Linked DNA regions of Mus musculus: region 1 is linked to region 2. The links are chromatin loops, found by intact Hi-C in ENCODE. Cell type or tissue: gastrocnemius. All regions are shown on one strand.

Region 1 (2,500 bases), 490 kb after region 2:
ATTTTATTAGACATTTTCTTTATTTACATTTCAAATGCTATCCCAAAAGTTCCCTATACCCTCCCCCAACTCTGCTCCCCTACCCACCGACTCCCACTTCTTGGCCCTGGCGTTCCCCTGTACTGGGGCATATAAAGTTTGCAAGAGCAAGGGGCCTCTCTTCCCAATGATAGCCAACTAGGCCATTTTCTGCCTATATATATCTGCAGCTAGAGACATGAGCTCTGGGGTTACTAGTTAGTTGATATTGTTGTTCCTCCTATAGGGTTGCAGACCCCTTCAGCTCCTTGGGTACTTTCTCTAGCTCCTCCATTGGGGACCCTGTGCTGAAGGAACACTGATATAGCTGTCTCATGTGAGGCTATGCCAGTGCCTGGCAAATACAGAAGTGGATGCTCACAGTCACCTGTATGGTGGAACACATGCTATCCTTTCTTATTTACCTGCACAAGTAAATATTTTAGAAATTTCTTTCTTTTTTAATTTGGAAGAATTTGCATTTAACATCTACATAGGAAGATATTCTAGCAAATCAAACGTTTGTAGGTGGAACTATGGAGGGAGAGGGTATAGGGAACTTTTGGGATAACATTTGAAATGTAAATAAAGAAAATATCTAATCAGATCAGTGTTATCCAGGAATTAATTTTGTTTTACTGTTTGCTTGGTTTCAGTTTATCATGGGCTCCCCATTGGAAGAACTTACCACAGCATAGCAATTTCTAGAAATACCTCCACATGGGGACCTATGGCATTCTACAGATAAAGTAATCATTGTAGTAAAAAGTTATTCTTCAAGTAAAATGTAAGACATAATCAGCTTCTGTTAAGTTTGGCTTCATGGGTGCTTTCTCATGCATATCTGTACTACACATAATGTAGTTTATATTACAAAGTCAATAATTTCAACAATTTTATGCAGCTTTTACCTTTTCTAAGCAAACCTGCATTTTAATCCACTGTACAACTATACTAAAATCTTCTAAATGTGAGAAGTTAACTTGTTTTTCTTTAAATGGTTCATCTTATTTGCAAACCATGCACCGGCACTTCAGTACAGAGCACGGTAACTCAGGACAATATATTTTGCTATCCTGTTTCTGAAAACAAATAATTAGGGTACACATGAACCTCTGGCACAATGATGGCTAAGTGTAGCTCGCCTTCAGTGAGAAGGCACTGGGTACACTTCTGGAAGGCTGAAAGGCTGAGGGTCCATCACTGTGCCAAGCTGTAAAGTCATTTGCCTGCTTCTAGCACCCTCTGCAGGCGAACCACTGTTATACCCGACTTCCACGCATGACTAGGAAACAGTCACAGAGAACCTTTGCAGAAAGGGTATGAAGCAGTGCTTAGTGAATGAGTAAGATAAATTGTCTTAATGGGAGCAAAACAAAATCTATTAATTATCTCATTTATTTTTTGAAATAAATTTTCCTGCAAATCAAGAATAAAGCTGCTACTTACTGAGAAAATACTGATATATAGAAAAACCCGAAAAGATAATATAATAGATTACAGCTATAGGACTTACTGAGAATATACAATTATGAACCATATAAAAATAAAGTGAACCTATGAACTCACCATCCCTGTTGGACAGCAGGCAGACCAGGCCGTTGAGGCATGTGTCGGTGACCTCGCTAATGCTGGTTGCACATCTGCCTATGGTCTGAATAGTGGCTGCTGCAAACTGTTTGTCCTGGCTTCTCACGTAGGTCTAAAAACAGTTTGATTAGTTTCAACATTGGCGTTATCAAGTGAATCAAAGCCCATTTTTATAGCTTTGTCAGGACAAAAAATTTAGAATTCTCTTAAGCCTAACAGGGGCCCCAAATGATTGCTTAACGTCTTTCATCGCTTATAACTTAATGTCCCTTTGGCAAAGGGACATTTTCAAGCCAGGGTCATTCACTGCAGCGAGTAGCTCAAGGCTCCAAAGCAGACAGTGGCGAGCATCACCCCAAAACAGCAATTAGCTCCAGAGCCAGGGTGGAAGATGCTGGGAACATGCTCTGGGAAGGTTTCAGTTCATTTACCCAGCGGTGCCTGTGAGCCCACGGAGAGAACACTAAACCTAAAGTTCAGAGAAAAGGAAAAAAGGAGCAATCTGCTAGTAATGACAACCTGGCACGGAGGGTTAGGAGTGTCTATGAGGGTCCAACAGCTCCGTGAGTTCTAGCTCACTCAGCTACAAGCACCTTAAATACACAGTGTGCATACATATTAACATAAACTTAAAATAGATCTGACTTACAAAGGAAGGTCTTTCCTGACAACCTTACATATTTTGTGACTTCTGTTACAACTTTTCTAATATAAAACCAAAGCTTTTATAGTTTTCAAAAAAGATTCCTAACCTCAAATTCTAAATATGCAATACAAAATTAACTCTATGGCTATCTATGACAAATATGCATTAAAACAGTTATCTAAATAAGAAATCAAAGAAAAAACAAAAGATATGTAAACACTATAGGAATTTAATGCAAAGTCTCAA
Region 2 (2,500 bases):
TTTTGCTGAGCAGCATTTACAAAAGGGTTATTTTAGTATAAAAATACATAAATCCCTTATCTTAGACCTTTCAGCAAAGTTAGAAAGACTAAGCTTTTGCCTCATTCCCTCTAACAGTGTGCTATAATTCAGTCAGATCATATTACTGTGCTAGTTCAGTTATGAAAACGCAACTTTGTAGGTTTCATTCTCTGAAGCATTTTCCGAGTTACAGTAGAAAAGTCTGGCACGGTGCTTTGAGTTATCCAACACTTCCCACTTATAGGCAATCAATTCTCAGAGTGAGATCAAGGAAAATCTATGAAGTCGAGGATGTATTACTTAAATCTGAGAGCTACTCCTCCTTGATTATTTCCTGAGTTGAAAGTGAAAGAGAATTAAAGCTATAACATTTTTTTAATAAAAAGGTTCATGTTCCTCAAAAAACCTTTCACTGTACAGTAACAAAATCTTACTAAAGGGTAGACTCAGATGACCAAAGATGAGAATGCATCTCCTACTTAATACGAAGGTAAGCAGAAACTATGAGAGTAAGCAGAAAGAGTTTAAGAACGAAGTGTTTATTTCATGAAAAATCAACGACACAGTTTTGAAGACAGGACACCAAATAAAACTACTTTTATGGAGAGCCAATGATTTCTAAAACCACACGTGAAGAAAAGAACAACAGAAACCTGTTTTACCACAGCCATCACTACCGCAGCACCACACTGTGGAGGTTTTTATTTTGTTGCATTTTTTGGTTTTTAAATATGAAAAATCACCTCCAGCTTTTCCAAAGTTTGATTAAAAAGTCAAAAGTGCTTAAAAGGCCATCCCCCTGGTGTCACTCGCTCTAACAGGAGGTGTTTGTCACCTATTGTGAGTTGTGAAAATCCCCCTGTATCCAATGTGTTTTGTCTGGATTGAGATGGCACGCAGTTGATGGCTGTGACCTTCATGGTGGCTTAGATCCCTGGCTGGCACTGATTTTTGATTTAGTGCCGATCTGCTGCGCTTGTCACAGGCTGCAAGGTGCTTTCCATGCACTAATGGAACAGCTCAAGGGCAGAGGGCCCTGTAAATGTCTATCTCTCGCCAGCCACAGGCTAAATAGAGAGGTGAGTTTTCTACATGTGAATGACAGACTCTGAGATTACACACAGACGGTAATGCCGAGTTTTCAAACCCGTGCAGACTTGGCAAAAATAACAAGTATCCCAAAGTGCATGCTCTAGGGCTATCTGTCTTCTAATGAATATGTATCTACACTGTTAAAATGGAATATTTAACACAAATACTGATAATATATCTTCATTTGGTGGCAGGGAACTAACCATCAGTTGATGTGTCCTTTGGTTCAATTGCAGTTGTTAATAAATTCTGTTACTTAATGGTGTCTTCAACAGAAAATTGCCTATGTCCAAACTTTTTCCTTCTAAGGAAATGCAAAATGATATGATAATTGGTATAGAAAAATAAATTTTAAGACAAAATATTACCAGATGGCTGGTGGTTCGTCTTTGCCAGGAATCTTGGCCACTGAAGGATATTCTGCATACACAGTAAAGAAAACAACACAGGTGAGCTCTGCCTTCTACATTCAGCTGAGCTTAGTCAGAAGCAAGCCACACCAACAGGGTAGCCAACCTAGAATGAGAACATTGATGTAAGCAAATCGTATGCATCCCATAAGGCTCCGCCAAATGCCAGCTCCTCCAAAAGCAATCCCTATCTTCTGAGAACTACTTTTTCTCTGAACCTCTAAGCGTTAGGCTAACACACCACTTAGCACTATTGCTACAGCCTTCTCATGTTAATGACAGAATCACCGGAAATGCCGATAGTTTTAAATTTTCCTCAATCTGCAGATTGCTACCAAGTTGTGGTCATTCATTCATTCATTCAACACGTTCTGAGAATACAAAGTGTGTCAGGCACAGGCGATGGTGCTAAAGATGAAATGGATGTATTTGCTCTCGAGGAGCTTACAGCCCATTGTGGAAAATAAGATAAAGCATGTCCATGAGATACGTTATGCATTTCATACAAGTGTTTGAAATGACTCCACAGGAAACTGCTTCTAAGTGCATTCCAGCCATCTTTTATTAATATAATTTTGTCATTTGCATACCGCTCGGGACACGAACTGTACTTTCAAGATGGACCAGCAGTCTGCCAGAGAATATCCCAAGCCCTTGCAGAAACATGGAATGCTCTCTTGGATGGGGAAATAAAGTCATTTAAAATGCTATTTTTACATGAATTGAATCACCATATAGTATGACACAAACATATAGAATTTATATGTACATATAAATTTTTAAACTGTTTACAAATAAGGAAAACCACTATTTGTACATTAAAATGGAATAAGGAATGGAATGCAAAATTTAAATGAAATTTTTAATATAAAAAAATCTCAACAAATATTACTTTCAGCCAACCACCTTTTGTCTATCTGAGTGAGAAATCCTTATTTCCTGCCAGCCTTGATTGTACACTTGAAACTTTTAACAGG

What was found. Hi-C counts contacts between places; a loop is a spot of excess contacts. Peaks named below come from ENCODE experiments on the same cell type or tissue, not always from the same donor. Only the 100,000 strongest peaks of a DNase experiment are listed, where the experiment ranks them.
Region 1: it touches region 2 in a loop (3-fold over the local background); 14 of 42 quality-filtered maps call a loop at or near these places.

The regions. Positions count from the first base shown.
Region 1 is chr13:94,450,173-94,452,672 of GRCm38, reverse strand. It overlaps Ap3b1 (adaptor-related protein complex 3, beta 1 subunit), which reads right to left. Exons shown (of 27, transcript NM_009680.3): 13 at 1,588-1,720. Among named protein-coding and RNA genes, the nearest start is that of Ap3b1, 92 kb to the right of the region's middle. In gastrocnemius, a CTCF peak has its summit at 1,270 (motif pointing left); a DNase peak (open chromatin) is centred at 1,246.
Region 2 is chr13:94,938,741-94,941,240 of GRCm38, reverse strand. No RefSeq gene overlaps it. Among named protein-coding and RNA genes, the nearest start is that of Wdr41, 36 kb to the left of the region's middle. In gastrocnemius, no CTCF peak of the experiment used is centred here; a DNase peak (open chromatin) is centred at 974; H3K4me3 peaks cover 699 bases.